Regions from separate parts of the Homo sapiens genome. Here all the other regions are linked to region 2. The links are chromatin loops, found by intact Hi-C in ENCODE. Cell type or tissue: ascending aorta. All regions are shown on one strand. Links, peaks and the distances in the headings refer to the core of each region. The heading gives the core; the rest is flanking DNA. Region 1 holds the start of LOC124903396 (a long non-coding RNA gene). Region 2 overlaps CRIP2 (cysteine rich protein 2). Region 3 has its middle 4.8 kb from the start of MIR4710.

Evidence for each region. Hi-C counts contacts between places; a loop is a spot of excess contacts. Peaks named below come from ENCODE experiments on the same cell type or tissue, not always from the same donor. Only the 100,000 strongest peaks of a DNase experiment are listed, where the experiment ranks them.
Region 1: it touches region 2 in a loop (2.9-fold over the local background); 2 of 110 quality-filtered maps call a loop at or near these places.
Region 3: a loop joins it to region 2, with 2.6 times the contacts of the local background. A loop is called at or near these places in 4 of 110 quality-filtered maps.

What each region holds. Positions count from the first base shown.
Region 1 is chr14:104,734,516-104,739,515 of GRCh38, reverse strand. ADSS1 (adenylosuccinate synthase 1) reads right to left here. Exons shown (of 13, transcript NM_152328.5): 2 at 4,394-4,496; 3 at 1,078-1,140; 4 at 138-188. LOC124903396 (a long non-coding RNA gene) reads left to right here and starts at 2,002. Exons shown (of 3, transcript XR_007064365.1): 1 at 2,002-2,238; 2 at 2,901-2,991; 3 at 4,375-4,948. In ascending aorta, for the core only: no CTCF peak of the experiment used is centred there; a DNase peak (open chromatin) is centred at 3,075; H3K4me3 peaks cover 761 bases; H3K27ac peaks cover 5,000 bases.
Region 2 is chr14:105,476,724-105,484,655 of GRCh38, reverse strand. It overlaps CRIP2 (cysteine rich protein 2), which reads right to left. Exons shown (of 8, transcript NM_001312.4): 2 at 6,296-6,390; 3 at 6,149-6,206; 4 at 5,785-5,925; 5 at 5,609-5,677; 6 at 5,437-5,531; 7 at 5,163-5,220; 8 at 4,494-5,070. The coding sequence ends at 5,003. Among named protein-coding and RNA genes, the nearest start is that of CRIP2, 5.9 kb to the right of the region's middle. RefSeq lists enhancers at 2,240-2,559, 3,340-3,449, 3,118-3,839 and a silencer at 3,580-3,729. In ascending aorta, for the core only: a CTCF peak has its summit at 3,626 (motif pointing left); DNase peaks (open chromatin) are centred at 2,575, 3,175 and 3,635; H3K4me3 peaks cover 2,718 bases; H3K27ac peaks cover 4,310 bases.
Region 3 is chr14:104,678,671-104,686,367 of GRCh38, reverse strand. It overlaps a transcript of INF2 not described here. Among named protein-coding and RNA genes, the nearest start is that of MIR4710, 4.8 kb to the right of the region's middle. RefSeq lists enhancers at 4,644-4,933, 5,294-5,343, 4,988-5,544. In ascending aorta, for the core only: a CTCF peak has its summit at 4,824; DNase peaks (open chromatin) are centred at 4,467, 5,007, 5,277, 5,707 and 3 weaker places; H3K4me3 peaks cover 3,055 bases; H3K27ac peaks cover 4,800 bases.

The DNA.
Region 1 (5,000 bases), core at 1-5,000, 740 kb after region 2:
TGTACAAGCTAATGGAGCCATGTGGAGCAAGAAGGCCTTGGGGACTTCCCTGATCTCGGTGGCCATGTAGGAGCAGGGCCGGCTGGCAATGGTGGGGGCAGGAGGGGCTGTTCCCTGTACTCCAGTGGGAAACGTACCAAGGTGGGCTCTGTCAGAGATGATGAGCCTCTTCTCCCAGTCCTTCAGGCCTGCGGGGACACGGCACACAGGTGGGTCAGTGTTCACAGGTGCGCTGCAGCTCACACGTGAGGGGCCAGAGCTGGGCTAGCTCGCCCGGCTCCCATCCAGGTAAGGCATGCAGGGAGGAGGCTGACAGGGCCACCTCTGTTGCGCAGCAAGCGGCAGACCCGCCCCTCGTTGTCTCCTCCCCAGCTGAGACTCCCGGACCCTCACTCCACCCCGCCGCCAGGATGCCCACTCTCGTGCCTGCAGGCTTCGCCCACTCCAGGCTGGGAAGCCAGAGCTGGTGTGAGTGCCCGGCTTTCCTCCCTAGCTGCTGCCACTCTGAAGGTGACCTGCCCCCTCAGGGCCTCAGTCTGGGTACCCCCTGGTGCCCATGTCCCCAGAATCACATTCTTGCTCTTTTCACACCCGTCCCGCCCTTGAGCCTGAGGCTGCAGCTCAGCGTCCTCCCAGACCCACTCAGGCTGCCGTCCGTCCCTGCCCACACTAGGTCTGACTTGCCCACACCCCCAGCTGGTGGGTCTGGCCTCTGCGTGCCTGGCCAGATGCTCCGCAGAGCCCCCAGGAGCCACATCCTTCCCTGCAGGCATAGTTAGGCCAGCAGTCCCCACTTCCCACTGGGTGTCTGGTCCAGGTCCCTGGCTCCTTCCTGGACTTCCCAGGTGCTACCTGGCCCCGTGATGCTGAGGCCACCAGCATCTGAGGCCTCTGGGTTGCCCAGCTCACTCGCTTTCTGCGCGGGTAGAGCCGGCGGGTGATGAGCTGGGCCAGCTATGTTGGGAACCCACCCCTGCCAGTCCCCTCCGTGGGAGAAACCCTCAGGAAGGCTCCAGCCAACAACCGCTCAGGGCACCGCGTCTGGGACAGGGCAAGTCTGCAGGAGCTTGGACCTACCTTTCTTTTCATTCTTCTCTGCTTCCTCAAACAAGCCTGGCAAGTGGATGACCACCCCGTTGCCTGCATGAGAGACAGAGGCATGAGAGACAGAGTTGTGTCCCAGACACTGGAAAACATACATTAAGAACAGCATGAAATGGGTGGGTGCGGTGGCTCATGCCTGTAATCCTAGCACTTTGGGAGGCTGAGGCAGGAGGATCACTTGAGGTCAGGAGTTCGAAACCAGCCTGGCCCACATGGTGAAACCCCATCTCTAGTAAAAATACAAAAAATTATCTTGGCATGGTGGCGCATGCCTGTAATCTCAGCTACTCGGGAGGCTGAGGCAGGAGAATCGCTTGAACCTGGGAGGCGGAGGTTGCAGTGAGCTGAGATCCTGCCACTGCACTCTGGGTGACAGAGCGAGACTCCGTCTCAAAAAACAAACAAGCAAACAAACAACAACAAAAAACAACCCAGCATGAAATGGGCACACCTATGTTCATAGCAGCATTATTCAGAGTAGCCAAGAGCTGTCCATTGACAGATGAATGGGTAAGCAGAACACGGTCTACCCATACGATGGAAGAGTATTCAGCCTTAAAAAAGGAAGGAAATTCTGACACAGGCCTCGAAGACATTATGCTGAGTGAAATAAGGCAGTTACAAACGGACACAAACAGGATGATTCCGCTTATATGAAGTCCCTGGAAAAGTGAAATTCATAGAGATAGAAAGTAGAATGGGAGGCGCCAGGGGCTGGGAGAGGGAGACTGGGGAGTTATTTGATATTTCAGCATTTCAGTGTGTGAAGATAAGAAAGTTCTGGAGGTGGATGGTGGTGATGGATGCAAAACACATTCCTCGGTATTTAAGGAGCTGGAAATTGATGTCCCTGCAGAAACCTGCGCGTAGATGTGCAGCTCTATTCATAATCGCCGAAACTCGGCAGCAGTCAAGAGGCCCATCAGTAAACAAAAGGAGAAATCAACTGTGGTCCATCCAGACAGTGGAGTATTATTCAACACTGAAAAGAAATGAGCTTTCAAGCCATGAAAAGACATAGAGGAAAGTTAAATGCATGTTACTGAGTGAAAGAAGCCAATCCGAAAAGGCGACATACTGTACAATTCCAACTCTGAGATTCTGGAAAAGGCAAAACTGAGGAGACAGCATAAGGTGAGTGGCTGCCGAGGGTTGAGGGGGGAGAGATGAATGAAATGGGTGGAGCTCGGGGGTTTTAGGACAGTAAAAAATTCTGTACGATACTATAGTGGCAGATACACAGCATACGTTTGTCCAGACTGGTAGAATGTACAGCACCAAGTGTGAACCCAGAGGTGACTATGTACTCTGGGTGATCATGACCTGTCAGTGTAGGTTCATCGATTGTCACAAATGCACCGCTCTGGTGGGGCATGGTGGCTCATGCCTATAATCCCAACATTTTGTGATGCTGAGGCAGGAGGATTGCCTGAGGCCAGGAGTTGGAGGCCAGCCTGGGTAACACAGCAAGACTCCATTTCTAAAAAAAAAAAAATGCATATATATATATATATATATATATATATATATCAGCTAGGTGCGGTGGCATAAGCCTGTAGTCCTGGCTACTTGGGAGACAGAGGCAGGGGGATCCCCTGGGCCCAGTAGGTTGAGGCTGCAGTGAGCCAGGACTGTGCCATTGCATTCCAGCCTGAGTGACACAGCCAGACCCTGTCTCAAAATAAACAAAAAACAAAAAAACACAAATACACTCCTGAGCTCTAAACCCCTTGCTTGAAGATGAAGCCTTCAGAAACCCCTGCTGCCTCCCCAAGGAACCCCTTTCCCTTTGCCAGTTCCCGCTGAGGCTGGCCATGGCACAGGCTCAGCTGAGGGAGACGGGACTTCAGTCCAGACGAGAGTGACCCGGAGACGACGCAAGCCATGGTGAGCACAAAAGGTCACCCAAATGCCACGGCATCCTGAAATAAACACGCGGCAGAGGCCCGGAGTGTTGCAAGCTCAGGGTGTCTGTGTGAGCCCTGGCACGTCCTGCCGCTTGCTAAGCGGTGCCTCTTTGGCCTTGTTTCCTGCCATGTGGGGCCCAGGGCTGGGCAGGACGAGGCTGGCGGCTGGAGAAGGGCTTCCTGCAGCACAACCCGGAGCGGCCAGCCAGCGCTACTGCCCAGTCTGCCAGGGCTAGGGGCTCCTGCGACATGGCGGGCAGGCCACCTCACTGCTTAGGGCCTCCCTGCTGTGAACTAGGGACCGCCCCCACACTGTCCTGGCCCCACTGCTGGGAGGGCCAGGGACTGGGTCTGCACCCCAGGGGATGGTCTTGGGTGAGTCACTCCAGCTCAGCCCCTGACCACACATGGCCCCTGCGGCAGCCACCTCCGCGCTATCTTCCTCCCTCTGCTCACATTGAATGGGTCCAGGCCCATGCATCTGCTGGGCACACACCTGAGGCGCCTGACCCCCACTTCCTGACGGGCTGGGAAGGGGTCAGATACATCACAAGGATGGCCTTGCTGAAGTCTGGAAACAGCTGGAAGGGAAAGTACAAGAAGGGGCCTGGCTGGCTTGGCCACTGGGATCAGGAAAAGCTTCTCTGAGCAAGGGGGTTTTGGGCTAAGAGCTGAGGCCAGGGTGCACAGAGCAGGCTTCTGACCGAGAGAAGGAGGGAAAGAGCCACGGAACCCTGGGGACAGAGGTGGCTCGCCTCTTGGAGCACTGAGTGGTCACAGGTGGCTGCAGGGGAGGAGCTGTGTCCGGACCCAGGAGGGGGCAGGCGATGTGGAAGGAGGTCCCTCTGCAGCACGGACTGGGAAGGGGCTGGAACCAGGCCTGCCACGTGGCCACAGCAGCCCAGGCAAGAGGACGGCCACATGGCTCGGCAGGGCCGGGGAGGGCACGGCCTTGTCCACACAGCCTGGTCGCCACGCAGCGAGAAGCCAGGCCTGTCGCAAGCACATACTCACTCACAGGTATGCACATGGAGTCACGGGCACATGGGCGTGTGGTCTCCATGCCCACACAGGAAGTATGTGCATGTGAGGGATCAGGGATCAGGGATCAGGGATCAGGCACTCCCGCTCCTGCGCGGTGGATGTGACTCTGCCCCTCCTCCCATCAGCCCTGTGTCCTCTCAGCTGCGTTCCCAGCCCAGGCCCGGGCTATGCAGGTTTCTGTGCACCAGTGCCTGGTGGGGCAGGTGGAGGCTGGGGTCCAGCCTACTGCTAGAGCAGTCATCACCAGGCTCTGGTGCCCCGTGCCCCCATGCGTGGGGCTCCTGGGCTGGCTGACACCCCCTTTCCTGCTCACACACAGGTCGGGGCAGGGCACTCACCAATGAAGGACACGGCCTTGGTGTTGATGATGCCGCTGGGCAGCAGGTGGAAGTCGTACTCTTTCCCATCCACCACCACCGTGTGGCCGGCGTTGTTGCCCCCCTGGAACAGAAACCCGGCTGAGCTGAAGGCACTTGGGTACTGAGGACCCCCCGGACATGGACTGACCCACATGGGGCTTCGTCTGTCCCTGCAGGGCACTGCTGTTGGATTTTGGGGTGTCTGGTTTGGTGGCCAGCTCTGATGCGTCTGTGCGGGACTGGGATGTGGGCATCCTGCACCTTGGAAGGAGGGCAGCAGTTTGGTCAGGGGCCTGGGTCGGGGAGGGTCTGGCCCAGGCTGGTGCCAACACCTCCAGGTGGCTTGGTGCAGGTCTCTGCAGCTGCGGGCCCCGCTCTGGAGCTCGCTCCTCTCATGCAGGAATGAGGAGGCCTAACCCTCCCACAGAACATGAATTCAGCACCCCCACGGCCAAACCTGCCCTCACCCACTTTAGCAGAAACCCTTCCCTTTGGGCAGGCACCTCCCGTCTAAGAATGAAAAAGAAAAAGCCATTCTGAGCCAGCCCTGTTCTGGGAAACACCCAGCCACAGGCTCCCCTCTCTG
Region 2 (7,932 bases), core at 1,252-6,251:
AGACATAACACAGAGACACACACACAGTCACATACACACGATCCCTGGAACCCTTCCTAAACTTCAGCCACAGACTGACATGCCCCTCAGACCCCCTTTCTCCTGTGCTCCCCATCTACCCTGTGCTCTGGGGGTGGGGACCCCTCATCAGCTGCAGGACCCCAGCTTCCAGCTCCTTTCTCCACCCACACTCCGTGTTCAGGCCATCCCACCCCCAACGCCCACCTCCATCTGAGCAGGTCAGGGTCCTGCCGGCTTCCGGGACACACTGCCCCCGACCAGCCCCAGCCCAGTCACTAGGCCTCAGGCTTTGTCAGCTCTCACCTGGCCGGGGATGCACCTAGGACAGGGCACTGACCTCGTCCATGGGGCCAGCCTGACTCAGGCCCACTGGGCTGGCTGGAAACCCCAGCCCCTGTACCTCTCAGCCCACTCTGCAGGGTGCTGGTGGCATTTGTTTCAGGAACAAACAGAGGACAGAGTGGTCGGGGCAGGGACTCGGAGCTCCGCAGCTGCTCGCCCCAGGCTGCCTCTATGCCCAGAACATTCCACCCTGCACCTGGACAGCAAGAGGGCCCTAGACCCGGGGGTGGCGGGGGCTGCTGCAGTGTTCCGGGTGCATCTTGGAGGCCGCCTCTGTCTGCTCAGCCCGCCCTCTGCACACATCCCTGCGCCCTGGCCTGCTCCTGCTGGCCCTCTGGCTGAAGCCCACAGGGGCTGGGGTGCGGCAGCCTGCAGCCAGGCCTGGGCTCCAGGAACCAGGGTAACCCAGGAGGCAGGGCTGGGCCCCACTGTCCCTGAGGAATCCCACCGTCCACCCCTCTAGGAACATTTTGCTCCTCTGGGCCCACAGCCCCTTCCTCTGCAGACTCAGCTTGGGGACTTGCCTTGAGATGCCCCTCCTTGTCCTTGGAGCCCTCCCCACCACCTCCCCTTGCCCCATGCCCAGGCTGAGAGTGTGGGCAGGTGTGAGGTGCCCTCCCGGGGCTGCAGGCCAGCCAGGCCTGTCCTGGATGCTCTGCAACCAGGTGCCCTGCACTGCCAACATGCATGCCAGGACAGCGCGGAGCCGGCCACGCCCAGCTCAGGCCTCCCCAGGGCCCACCTCCCTGCCCCTCCCTCTCGGCCCAGCTGAGTCTCAGACACTCCCAAGTTCCCAGGGTCTATTTTCAGCTGCTTGTCTCCCGGGACCCCCTGTCTGGCCTGTGGTCTGGCCCCGGTTGGCCGTGCTGGGCTCAGTGGCCATTCCTGCCCTGGGCAGACCTGGCATGGGGCTGGCATGGGACAGGCTTACCAGACAGGCACCTCCTGTCCTCCAGGCCTCACCTCCAGCCCCGAGCAGGTGGGAAGGCTGCGCAGTTCCTCCTCTCCCAGAGCAGACGTGGCAAGGTGTGGAAAGAGGGAAGAAGGGGGCTCCCTCAGCCAGCCCTGCCCCCAGCGGGGCTGCACCCCTGCCTGGCTTCCACAGACTGGCCAGATGGGGTGCCCCTGACCTCCCTCCCCTCTCTTGAGGCTGGGCCTAGTACCCAGCATCCTACAGCCATAGCCCAGGAATTCCAGAGGCTGGAATTCCAGCCTCCCCGCCTGGCAGCTGGACCCCACATCCCCACCGGAAGCCCATCAGGCGCTGGGAAAAGTGCTGCCCATACCTGGCCGTCCTGGTCCTCCAGCCTGCCCTTGCCTGTGCCCAGCCCTCCACGGTCCAGAGCTAGGGGCCCACGGCACTGGGTGATTTCCTCACATCCACCTCTCAGGCTACCGCCGGCCCCCAATAAGCTGGACCCAGGGCCGGGAGGGAGGTGTGCCCCACCAAGTCCTGTGGAGGGTCAGGGTCAGGGGCGCTAGTCCCAGCTGTGTGGAGTCCGAAGGGGTCCAGGAATTAGGGAAGACCCTGGGAGCAGGGGTACCCAGGGCCGATGCTGCGGTCACTGGCTGGGCAGGGCCTGGAGGAAGGGTGCTGGGGGTCCCGGGCAGGGGCCAGAAGAAGTGGAGACAGGGGTAGCTGCAGGCTGAGCTGGCCCCACAAAGATGCCTGGCTGGGGGCACCAGTGAGGGCCCCACCAGCCCAGGTTGGAGTGGGGGATACCTTGGAGGGACCTGGCCAGGAGACACGGGAAGACTGGACAGTGGGGGTACAGACGGGGAGCGGCACAGCTCGGTTCAACAGAGCGCCGGGGTGTGAGCTTAGCCCCATGGGGCACCAGGGCCTTGTGGATCCCTGGACTTGGTTCCCAGGGGTTCTGAAGGGGAGGGATGGAGCAGATAGCATTTCAGAGCCGCCTCACTGGCCAGGCATAGGTCCAAGTAGAAGAGAGTGAAGGTTGAGGGCAGAGCAGCCCCCAAGGCAGGGACAGAGAAGCAGGCACGCCCAAAGGCAGAAGAGCCCATTCCAGATTCCCCTCCCTTTTAGGGGATATCTGGGTCTGTGGGCACCCAAGGGAGCACCTGGCTGGCAGGCGGCTGGGAGGGCATAGCTTCCTGGAGCTGGAGACACCAAGCGAGCCCTGTTAGTGCCGTGGGCACCCAGCCAACCCCAGCAACACCGCCTAGCGACGCAGTCCAGACAAACAGTAGCAACAACCGCCCCGGTTTCCATGACAATGACTTGGAAACAAACACGGCAGGCAGGCGTCATCCTCAAACCGGCCCCGCAGGAAATGGTCCTGCCCCAGCCAGACCTGGGGTCGGGGGTGCTGCTGTCCCTGGCGGGGTCAGGGGCTGATCTCTGGAGGAGACCCCTTACCCACATCATCCCCGCAACCGACCCTGGAAGGTCTTCTGGCACACAAATCCCCCACCGCCGCCCAGGTTTTAGAGAAGGGCACACCACCCACCACTCTCCTCACGACATAGTTTCCACTGGAGGCTCCCAAGGGAGGGGGGTCCAGCTGAGCCCTCCAGTCCCCCCCCCGCCCCCCGCCCCGCCAAGCTGAAAGCAGGAATTTCCCATGCAACCCTGGGAGCCCGCAGCAAGGGCGGAGACGGGCACTCCGGAAATTCTCAGTTCTCCCGAAACAACCCCCCAACACACACAAGGAAGCCTGGGCCTGGCAGGAGGGGATGAGAAGGGGAACCATCCCAGCCTCTCCTGTGAGCAGGGGTCTGGAACCTGCCTGATCCTCCCCTCTGCCTGGGGTTGGGGACTGGCCGTCCCTTCCGCAACGTCAGGCCCCGGGGGTTTTGGCTGAATTCCAGGTGGGAGGAGACCGCACTGGGTGCCTGGCTGGAGGGCAGCTGTGGTACGGCTGGACCCCGGAGCCAGCCCAGGCCCCGCCAGGACATGGATGGCTGCTCTCGGGACAATGGGCTCAGCATCCAGGCTCAGCTCCGTCTGAGCCCATGGGCTGGAGGGTGGCCAGGCAGGGAGCTGTGCCAACGGCTGGGAGCAGGGAAGAGGCGTAAAGCCCCGGCCACCCTGTAGCACTGGGGACAGGGGCCTGGAGGTGGCCAGGTCTGAGTGCCCCTCACTGAAGGAAGGGCCAAGGCAACTTCGGTGTGGTGCCAGGAGCAGAGGAGCATAAACCAAGGTGGGAAGTCCAGATGGCGCCAGGACAGGGCTCAGCCACTGGGGAAGGTCTCCACGTTTCTGCTCTGTGCTGCCAGAATGGGACAGTGCGCCCTCTAGTGGGCACCCGAGGAGTGGCGCACAGCAAAGGCGGGGCGCGGGGGAGGGGAGAGCTCCTTGGAGCCGCCAGCGCCCCTGGCTGAAAGGGCAGAGCCTGGACCATGAAGACGCCAGGGGCGAGTCGGTCATCACTAAAACCTTCACCAGAACACTTGGGCAGGGATTCTGTCCCTGGGCCACACCCAAGGCAGGCCTGTCCACAAAAGCCTGTCCATCACCCTATGGACAAAAGCTGGAAACAGCCACGCTGAGCCTCTCCAGTCCTTGCTCTGACCAGAGCCCCCAAACCCTCCTGCGCATCCCAGTCCAGTCTGGGGCTGCCAGAGACCTCTGTCCCACCCGACCTTCGCCGGCTTCCCCATTCTCTGCCCAGGACCCCTCCTCTGGTCCCCGGCCCCCTTCCCTCCTCAGCCACACTCTGCTCTCAGGGCGGACCCCTCCTGCGCTTGCCAGGGTCCACACACCCAGGCAGCTCCGGGTTCTCAGGCCTGCTGTTGGTATTTTCAGGGTTCTAGGTTCAACTTTTCTCCAAGGCTCTGTCCTCCATGGACCCCACCCTCACCTGACCCTGGCCAGGACCCTGGCCCCGGAATGCCTCCCACCTTCCTTACCTCCCCACAGCCTGGCGTTCTTACTGCCTCCCCATCTGGGTGGGCACCACCACCCAAACCGGAGACCACGCTCCCCGCCCCCATCCCTCCCTCCTGCTCAGAAACATCCCAGGGCCCCACCTCCCACTATGACCCCCAGGAGAAGAGCCCACCCCCACTAGCAGCCAGGCCCAGGGGTGTTGGCTGGGAGCACGCATGGACCGGAGAAAGGGACCCTGGTCTGGGATTTGCATCCATCCCACAAGCAGAGACAATCCTGCAATCCTCAAACCGTTTATTGACAGCACAAGGCTCAACAGCAGGTGAGCCACGTGAGGGTGGCGAGCGCTTGCGAGGCAGTGTGGGCACCAGGCAGGGGATCCCGGAGGGAAGCCCTCTGCCAGGGACATGGTGAGGGCGTGGCCATCACCCACGAAGGGAGCATAAATAACACTGGCAGGTGGGTGGGCAGCAGGAGAGGGAGAGCGGACAGCGCCACGGGGACACGCAGGGTCGGCGGGAAAATGCTGGGACAGGGTCACACGGGGATTCGGACACGCAGACACAGAAGGGATCATGGGACGCCCAGAGGATGCCAGAGGGGGCAGACACACCAGAGACTCGGGGATGGGCATGGTGCTCTGCCCGTGGCTGCCCCTCCTCCAATACTCGCCCTGGGCTTGCAGGCAGGACTGGGCGGCTGAGCACTCTCCCAGCAGAGCCAAGCAGGGGGGCCCCTGCAGGGTCTGGGGCGCAGGTGAGCCCACATCATGAGAGCCGCTGTAGCCTAGGGCTGGACCTTGCCTTCGGGGTCCCGGTCATAGATGTAGCTGCCCACCGCACCGGTGTTCACTCCTGTGGAGGGAGGCCGCTGGGGTGGGTCGGGGGAACAGTGGAGGGAAGGGGAGGGCAGGGAAGACATCGTGGACCACCCTGGCTACACTCACCCTTGGGTCCGAAGAGGATTCCATAGCAGGGCTTGTGGCAGTAGGGCTGGCCGTCGTGCTGGGGCAGAAGGTGGGTGCTGAGGGAGGAGTCCACAGACTCCCCCGACCCATCACCTGGAGGCTTCCAGAACGTGCAGGCCGGCTCGCCGTGGGGGAGAGGGCAGCGCAGCTCCCAGAAGCACCACCCCCCATCCCCTCTAGGCGCGCCTCTCACCCTCATCCCCCCGACCCCGCGCCCCTGCCCGGCCCCCAAGCCCCGTTGCACTCCCCTCACCTCCGCGTGCCCGCCGGGGGTCAGTGTCTTCCCGCAGCGCTCGCAGCGCAGGCAGGGCCGGTGCCAATCCTTGCCCAGAGACGTCACCTTCTCAGCTGGAAAGGGGGAGGAGTGAGGCCGAGCCCCGGGGCGGGGGCGGGGGCGGGGGTCCGGGGCCCGGGCGCGCACTCACCGAAGTACACCTTCTTGCTGCAGCGCGGGCACGTGTTGGGCTCCCCGGTGAAAGTGGTGACACTGGAGGCTGTGGGGCGCACGAGTCAGGGCGGGGCGGGGCCGGGGGTGCCCACAACCCCCAGCCCCAGCCCGCGCGTGCCCACAACCCCCAGCCCCAGCCCGCGCCCAGCCCACCTCTGCTGGGCCCCTTCGGGGGGCCGCTCGCCTTCCGCTCCTCTGCTCGGGCCGCGGGGACCTCGATGGGGCCGGTGACCTGCGGCCCCTCCGCCAGGGGCTTCTCGTAGATGTAGGAGCCCGCGCCCCCGATGTTCACGCCTGCGGGTGGGGGTACGTGGGGCGGGGGTACGTGGGGTGGGGGCCGCGGCCACCGGGCATCTCAGAAAACGGCCCGCTGGGGACTGGGGGGCACTAGGCTTTCCAGGGTGGCAGGGACTCTGGGCGGGGATCCACGGCGGCCGGGACCCCCAGCCCTCCCCAGCGCCAGCGCCACGCCCCTCCCAGCAGGTCCCAGGGCAGGCCGAGGGCAGCCGGAGCTCACCTTTGGGTCCGAACAGGGTGGCGTAGCACGGCTTGTGGCAGAACGGCTTCCCGTCATGCTGCGCAGAGGGGCGCGGGTCAGGACCCTGCCTGAGGGTGGCGGGAGTCGCGACCCCCGCCCCCGCCCGCGCCGCGCAGTGGGGCTCACCTCGGCGTGGCCCCCGGGCGTCAGCGTCTTGCTGCAGCGCTCGCACTTGAGGCAGAACTTGTGCCAGTCCTTCCCCAGGGAGCTCACCTTCTCGGCTGAGCGGGAGGGGCGGCAGGGGGGTCAGGGCCGGGGCGCGCCCCGCACCCCCTCCGCCCCCACCTGGCAGCCACCACCCCCACGCGCTCCGGGGGTCCCCACTTTCAGGAGGTCTCCCAGGCGCCTTCCTTCCACCTGGCGGGCCCTGCCCCTCCTTCTGAGACCCGGAGGAGCCCGTCGCCCCCAGGCCCTGTTCTCCCTCTGGGTCTCAGCGCCCCCAGCCCTGGAACCCCGCTAGAGCCGCCTTTGAGAAGGGGCCCGGGGCTGCCCTGTTAGTCCCCTCAGTGCCTGCGGTGAAGGGGCCTGTGCTCGAGCCTGCCCGCGCTCCAACACCTGCCCGCGCTCCAACACCTGCCCGCGCTCCAACACCTGCCCGCGCTCCAACACCTGCCCGCGCTCCAACACCTGCCTCCCGGACACCCGCCTCACACCCGCCTCCCCCACACGCCCGCCTCCCCCCACAAATCTGCCTCCTCCCACACACCTTCCTCTCACACACACACCCGCCTCCCCCACACGCCCGCCTCCACACACCCGCTTCCCCCCACACACACCCGCTTCCTCAGACACACACCCGCTTCCCCCCACACACCTGCCTCCCCCCACACATATGCATCTCCCCCACCTGTCATTCCCTCAAACACTTCTCTTACACTCACACACCTGCCTCTGCAGTGCACCTGCTTCAACACATGCTGCTCTCCCTCTCACACCTGCCTCGCACTGACACGCCCCTGATCCCCACCAACTGGGCCCTGATGGGGCTGGCAGCACCCCGCTGCTGAGTCAAAGGTGCAGCCCCAGAACCTCCAGCTCCCTCATGGGAAGGCCAGGCCCCGTCCCCGTGGGTCCTCCAGGCGGGACCCTCATCTGTCTGTGGATTCCTCGTCCTAAACCCTGAGCTCTCCCCCCGCCGTAATGCCCCTGGCTGCCACTGGCATGGAAGATCTGAGGGCAGCTGCTGAGGGTCCGGGACCCTCTGCCACTGCCTCCCACCCCCACACTGGGGCTACTGGACTGCTTCCCAGTGGATGGAAGCAGGGGCCTCCCTAGGGAGCCAGGCAGGAAGAGGTGGGGAGGGGCAGGAAGGGCCCAGCAGAGCCGGAATTCTGAAGGGAAGGGGACAAGCTGCAGGCCCTGGGGGGAGGGAGCATGCAGGCTGGGCCCACCCTGCCCGGCAGAATCTGGCCAAGCCCCTCAGGTGGCCGAGGACCAGTGGCTCTCCCAGCTCCCTTTCTCAGCAAGTGGCCCAGCCCCCTTTGTCTGGCAGATATCGGGGAGGGGCATCTGGCTAGGGCGAAGCCCACTCTGAGAGGCCCAAGGGTGCTGCTCCTGGCAGTGAGATGGGATCCCCCAGGTGGCCTACTAGGTAGAGGGCTGTGAATACTGGCTCTCCGTGGCCCTGGTACAACCCTCTGGGCATGGCCAGGGCCAGCCTCCAGGACACCAGCCCAACCACAAGGCTGCACCAGCTTAGAGCCCTCTGACCAGAACCACTCCACTCAAGGAAGCTGGGACACACCAGGGCAGGCAGGGGCTGG
Region 3 (7,697 bases), core at 2,698-7,697, 800 kb after region 2:
CCATACACCTACCCATCCACCTATTCACCCTTAATCCACTCATCCACCCATCCACCCACCTACCCACCCATTCATCCACCTACCCTTATCCATCCATCTGCCCATCCATTCATCTATCCACCCACCCACCTATCCACTCACACATCCATCCACCTACCCATCCACCCATCCACCTACCCACCTATCATCTACTCATCCATCCATCTGCCCATCCCTTCATCCATCTACCCATCCACCTACCCATCATCCACTCATCCACCCATCTAACCACCTACCCACCGACTGATCCACCCACCCTCATCCATCCATCTGCCCATCTATTTGTCCATCCACCCACCCACCTACCCACCCACCTATCCACCCACCTACCCATCCATCCATCCACCTACCCACCCATCATCCACTCATGCACCCATCCCCCCACTTACCCACCCATTTGCCACTCACCCACCCACCCTCATCCATTCATCTGCCCATTCATTCATCCATCCACCCACCCATCCATCCATCCACCCACCATCCACTTACCCATCGGCCTACCCACCCATCATCCACTCATCCACCCATCCACCCACCTACTCACCCATTCATCCACCCATGCACCCACCCTTATCCATCCATCTGCCCATCCATTCATCCATCCACCCACCCACCTATCCACCAACACATCCATCCACCTACTCATCCACCCATCCACCTACCCAGCCATCATCCACTCATCCACCCATCCCCCCACCTACCCACCCATTCATCCACCCATCCACCCACCCACCCACCCTTTCATCCACCCATCCACCCACTCACCCTTCCAGCTGTGGCACCTTGGGCAGCTGTTCTGCTCTATGCTTGCTGACAAGGACACGACCGCCCCCAGTCACCTCCAGCCAGGTCCTTCCTCCAACATCCCTGCCCCTCCCTTGGCTTTTTGCTCTGTAGCTGGCAGCTTTGCCTGCTGGGGCTTCAGCAGCCCCTTGTGGAGCCTCTCAGCATTTTGCAAGCTTCTCTTGCATTTCTCAGTTCAAACTCCAAGAGCACCTGAGTCAGCCTGTCTGTGTCTGGCTGCAGGAGGTAGACATTGGTCAGGGCTTATCCCTGGTCTGAGGAGGGAAGGCAAGAGCTGGGACCAGGCTGCTGCTCTTAGAAGGGACGGTGGGTGGGGCAGTCAGTCAGGGGCTTGTGTCAGGCAGGAAGCTCTGTCCTCTTCATTTGAATATTGCACACACATACAGTAGAATCTCATTATTTACAGATTCTGTACTTGCAAATTTGCCTACTCGCTAAAATGTATTTGTAAACCTAAAACCAGTACTTGCTTAAGAACAGTCTGCATCTCTTGAAAATGAGATAAAATAAGATCAATACTTGCTTTTGAGATGATGTGTCCTATGGAGAAAATACATGTGTTGGACAGGCTCTGTACAGGCATGAGTTGTAGTGCTCTTGGCCGGGAGTTTAGTGACATATATTAACAGAAACACATAAATAACTCTATTGTGTACTGATTGGTTGCTGAAAAGGCTGGAGCAGAGGCTCGTAGGAACCTGGCCCTCTATTTCCCTTAGGAGCAGAGGTTCGGCATTCACTCTGTCAAGTGTTTGCAGCCATATCATGGAACACAGGACTCGCTGTCACAGATCGAGCTGCTGCATGGCATGCGTGAGGTGCCCAGAGCTTGGGTCTACCACACCAAGAGTTTTTACATTCATAGAAACCCACGTAACTACCACCACCCATAGCAAACTCTGCAACACCTCCAGGGCCCAGAAAGTTCCATTGCATAGCCCCCTCCGTGGGCACCTGCCAAAGCTAACTGCTTTTCTCCTCTCTGCCACCATAGAGCCGTCATTCTAGGATTGCGTGTAAATGTCAACCTTTGTGTCTGGCTTCTTTCGCTCCACAGTCTCTGAGACTCATCCACGCGGTGGTGTGCATCGTTCACTCATGTTTCTTGATTTCTATGAAATATTTCGTTGCACAAACCTATCCGCTGAAAGCTGAGGTGCAGAGGCCGGGTGCTGGCAGAGCTGGTGGGCCTCCTTCGGGCACCTCACTGAGCAGGCTAAGCCAGTGCTGGCCCTCGGGAGACGCAGTCCACCTCCCTGCTGACCTCCAGTGAGCCCTCGAGCTGTCCCTCCCCAGCCTCCTTCTCGGTTGCCTCAGTTGTCTGGTGGGAGTCCAGATGGGATGCGTGCTGTTTCCCGTGGCGGCACGCAGGTTACTTGCATGATGGGGAGAGCCGCTCAGCTTTGAACTGTCTTATGTCGGGGGTCCGTGCCATCTTTTGCTTAAAGAAGGGGTTCTCCACCTAACGAGGTGAGAAGACACTGGGCCTTGCAACCCTGGTGTTGGGAATTTGAGGAGCTGGAGGGAGCACCAGATGGGCTCCCTGGAGGTGCTCCTTTGAGAGCAGGGAAGTGCCTGAGACCCACCCGCACCCCAACCCATAGTCTGCCTGCGTGTAGCTGTGTTCTGACTTGCTCTGCTTCTGGCCTTGAACCCTGCAGACTCAGAAGAGGCAGGGGTGGGGCGGCAGAGAAGGGGAGAGGGGGAGAGGGCTCAGGGCAGGCCCTGTAGGCTGATGAATTGGATCTTGCCTGATGATCTTGGAGGGAAGGAAATAAAGTCTAGAATGTCTTGCAGGTGATTTTTGGCCACTGGACTGTGTTTTGAAGAGATGTAGTGCCAAGACTTTGTAGGTCTCCAAAGTCTCCGGAGGTAATTTGTGTGTGTGTGTGTGTGTCTGTGTGTGTGTGGTGGGGAGGGGGGCGGGTTTCAGAAGTATTTATGAATGGAATGGTGACTGGAATGAGGACACCACTGCGACTGTCTGCCCTCCCCTGCGGGCCTTCTCCCTTCTCCTTCACTCTCCCCTCTACCCTCCCATCTTTCCCTGAACACCTCCCTCCCTGCCCCACGGCTCCAGGGCCTTCAGGTGTGCTGGTCACTGATGCCAGCCTTCTGCTTTGACACCCCTGGTGGGGGACCCAGGCACCCAGGGGAGCTAGGCTCTTGGAGTGGACGGTGGGAGGCAGGGAGTGGCAGCCCCAGGCTGAGGCACGTAGGAGGATGCATGCTTGGGATTTATTCTGGAAGGGTCACCAGGAAGCCACGGAGGGGTCACTCTACAAACCAGTCTGTGCTGCCTCCCCAGGGCCCCTCCTCCCCTCCACCCCTCCCCTCCCCCATTGCAGCCACCCGCAGACCCCTCCCCCAGGTCTCTGTGTCTTTGAGGACCTTTGCTGCTCCTTGGGTTTTCAACATTAACACTTAGTTTATTAAGGTAGCAGTGGCTCACGCCTGTAATCCCAGCACTTTGGGAGGCTCGGGAGGGTGGACCGCTTGAGCTCAGAGCCAGAGGAGCCTGGCTCCCCTTCCAACCCTGAGTGCCGTATAGCCGTGTTACTCTGAGCTATCCCAGGCACACCCAACATTGCGGAGGCCCCAGCCACTAGCGCAGGCTGCATGCACAGAAGACCCCTCAGTTCAACCCAGACGTGATAATCCTAGGGTTGGCTGACTTTCTTCCATCCTGGAGGCTAGACTTGTCCGGGGGGGACGTGAGGATTTTAGGAGTGGCCACTGCTGGGGTGGCCCTTCCCCTAGGTGAGGGCTTGGTTTCACGGTGAGCATTCCTGAGTTAGGGTAAATAATTCCCCAGTTCTTACAGAACCTCCTAGTTTCACTGCTAGCTTGGAAGTATATCAGACTCTTTCTTCCCACCTGGATGGGACCTGCAGCCAGGTTATGGCTGGATTCTGGCCTGCGTTCTCCCCTCACCTGGCCTGCAGGCCAGGCAGCCCGCTCTGCCTTCCCCACGCCTCCAGGGGTGCTGCCCATCCCAAAGGCCGGATGGCTGTCCCTGCTCCCTGCCGCCCTCCCGCCTCCTGGCCCTGCCCCGCGCCCCACTGCAGGCAGCTGCCTGCTCATCTGGGGCACCTTATCTGCCAGTCTTGGCTTTGCTTAGCCCCAGGCACTATGCTTTTTTCATGGAAAGGAATCCATTTGCTCCTGAGCTCTTCCAGGGTGGGAGGTGACAGATTCCAGAGGAGGGGTGGGAAGGCCAGCACTTCCCCGCTAAAGCCCCTTGGGCAAGGCTCTGACCCAGCCCCTAGGCCCTCCCTGTCCCTCCCCACACTGCTGCCTCCTGCCTGCATCTTCCTGAGCGCCCGGCACAGCGTTCCCTTTCTCCTGTAGAATAGCAGGGAGACTTACGGGTTAAAAATAACCCCAAACCCCAAACCCCTATCTGACTCCACATACACTGGCTGTGCCAATTCCTCGCCAGGCACTGGGGTCTTTCCCATGCCGCCGCACAGGCTGCTGGCTCTTCTGGGACCCCCACCCCAGGGAACTCCTCCAGGCCCTCCTCCCCTCCCTGGAGACTCCCAGCCCCTCCCACTTCCCGCCTTGGGAGAGTGACAGCTCCCCTCCTTCCCACAGCGCCTCAGCCTGGAATCTCCACTTGCATCCGGTTTCCTGCCTGGCTCCCTGCCTGGCTCCCCAGTTAGACTTCAACGTCCAGGCCGGGTGTGGCCAGGGGTCAGCCATGCTCAGCAACCAAGGGGATGTCATGGGCTCCAGCCCCCATCCTCACCTGCCCCGCCCACCCTGCCTCTCCAGTGAGTGAACCCCAGGCTGTCCCGGCTCTGCACCAGCGTGCTGCCCTCCGGGACCTCAGGGGCCTGTGCCTCCTGCACTCAGATGCTTGCAGCCACCTCTCCGCCCCCGTGTCTGCTCTGCTTTCTCGGCTACCCCAGCTTGGCCTTGTCGTTCCTGATCTCTTACCTTGGCCATATTTTCCAATTGAAGTGGAAATCCAGTGCTAATTTCATAAGACGTGGAGTTTGCTGAGAGGGGGCGCTGGTGCCCGTGTGCCGGTAACTAGGGCTTAGCTGAGTGCTTTCTACATCAGGCCTCCTAGACGCTGCCCCAGCTCTGAGAGCCAGATGTGACATAACCAGCTCCGTGTCCAAGGTCCCCAAGGTGAGGGCCAAGCCTGCACGTGGCTTTCTGTGGGTGGCGTCCAGGAGAATGTTCTTTGTTCCTCTTTTCACCTTTCGCTGGCAGTGCTTTATTCAGTGAGCATGGGGCATTGATGAGGCCCCTATTACAGTGGGGCGCTGGGAGGGCCCTTCCCTACCCCTGCTTTTTGGGGTCCTTACTCCTCGCCCGCCCCATTTCCTCCTGCATATGCCAGTCTGTGGATCCTTCACAGCCTGGTGCCACCCCCCAGATGGCAGCTCGTGATGTTGACTTCTCTTCCAGGGCCTGGCTCGGGGAGGAGCTGGTGTTTGCTGGGAGAGTGAGTCAGCTGGTAGCTCTGTTTCCTTGGCCTGTGTGGAGTTTCTGTTTAGGAGGCACATGGGTGCTCCACAGTCAGAGTGAGCCCCTCCAGCTGAGACCCCGCCTCACTGCCCACCGCGCCCCACCATCTCTGGCTTCTCTTCCCTGGGCTGGTGTTAGTCCAGCCCCACCCACCCTGATGGCAGGCCTCCTCTGTGTGCACGCGTGTGCGTGTGTGTGTGCATGTGAATTTTCCCGGGGAGGTGGCTCCCGGGCTCCTGAGCGCTGATGAGCCTGGTTCGGTTCCAGCCAGGGGTCCCCACAAGCCCAGCTAGCAGAGCTCGGGGCTGTCTGGGGATCCCTTATGCTGGCAGAGGGTTGGCTGCATCCTTATCCGATGCTGCTGACTCAAGGCCTGAGTCATCGCCAACCTCCCTCTGACGGTGGCTGGGCTGGGTGGGCTGGGCAGGTTGGGCATTGCGGGTGCACGGGCCCTGAGGGGTGGGAGCTGTCGGACCACCGCCCTGCCCCGGGCAGCAGGGAGCCCTGCGTGGACTGCATTACAGAGCACAGGCCTGGCCTGGCCTACCTGGAGGGACTCCCCAGAGGTCAGGAGTGGCCCTGTGAACAGCGCAGTCCCGTGGTACAGTGGGAGGGTGCTGTGGCTGGGCCGGTCTGGGTCCTGGCTCTGCTGCCTGCTGAGATAGGGGTGGTGATAACAGTCCCACCTCCTAGGGCTGCTGGACGGGAGGTGTGTGTGAAGCCCCCAAGTCGGGCCAAGCTACCATCAATAAAAAATGACCCAGATGCCAAGGCATGGGTGGAGGCAGCAGCCTGGTCAATGGCCTGGCCAAAGTCCAGGGTAGGGGACACAGGGCCACTTCAGCTGTGTGCAGGGAAGGCTCCTCTGCACACACTGAGGTGGGAGGGGTGAGAGTCAGAAGACGGAGGGGGGGTTTGTTCCACAAGCACGGAAAGGTGACGGAGGCTTTGAGTGCAGCTCGGGGACCCTGATTTATGGGATTGGATTGGAGGGTCCCCCTTGGTGAGGGGCAGAGGATGGTAGGGCCAGGTGGAGGGGGTGAGCTGGGGCAGAGCCGGTGGGGTCTGCCGAATGGTAAGGGGATGTGTGAGCGTGAACCTGAGAGAGTGCATATGTTTGGGCAGAGGCCGAGGAATCAGCATTCACACTTTGCAGAGGGCAGAGGTAATTTACAAATGACTGGGGACCCTCAGGGATCCGTCTTGACCCTGTGTTGCCTTCCTCTGGGGCCTCAGTCCCCTGTTCAGCCCAAGATCCCCTAGAGAAGAGCCAGGACATCTGGGGTCACCCAGGAGCAGCCTGGTCCCCTGCAGTCCTTTCTGGGGCCTGGAGCTGACACTACGGCAGCCACAGAGTTGTGCTGGCCCCGGAATCCTGGGAGCCCTGTTTGCCTCTGTCCCTGTCGGGCAGCCCAGCTGGAGGTTCATCCCCATCCATGTGGTGTGGGCTGGGTGCCCTGCCCCAGCGCTGGGCCTGATGAATGCCTAGGGAGGGCAGCTGGGCTGGGCCCACCCTCAGCCACTTCGCCCGGCAGTGCCATCACCCTGCTTACAGATGGACAGGCCCAGGGCCCGGGGCTTGCTTGGGCCCACAGAGTGGCTGCTGCGGCTGGGGCTGGGCCCATGCCTCCCTGACCTGGCTCCAGCCAGCTCCTGGCATTCCCTTCCCCCTCCCTCCCCCAGGATGCCCAGCCTTCCCAGCGGGCCGGCTGGGGAATCTCATTACTCCCAACCTACAGATGCAGAAACTGAGGCTGCAAGAGGGGAGTGGCTGGCAGCCAGGAGAATGGGAAGGCACCCGGTGGCAAGGTCGGAGTCTGCCCAGCTGGGTGGGGATGAGGCCTCTCTGCAGAGCTGTCGGGAGTCCTGGGGGAGAGTAGAGGGGCCACTGCCAGCAAACGGAGGGTGAGCTGGGGCTGGGACCCACCCGGACCTTTGAGCACTGGTGTCCCTGGCCAGGTCACCCTCAGGGCCTCCTGGCAGGAAGCCTCTCACCTGGGCTGGCCCGTTGGTCCTGGGCACCTGCTCAGGCCCCACAGGAGCGGCTTCCCATGTCAGGGCGGGAGGCTTCAGCTGGGGTCTGGGGTCTCTTGACCACCCCAGCTCTGCCACATGGAGTGAAGGGACTTGACCCCTTTGAGCCTCAGTTTCTGCAGCTGTACCTAGGGCTATGGGGAGGGGGACAGAAGTGGGAGGAAGGGGTGGGGGCGCTGGCAGGTCTTGTTTTGTGGGTTGGGAAGGGGACTCTCAGGAGAGCCCAGTTGCTGAGACGGTGTGCGTGTGCACGAGTGTGTGCCCACATCCCGAGGCACGGCTCCCTGATTACGGCCAGGCAGGAGTGGGGAGCCCACCCCAGCTGGCCACCCCCAGGG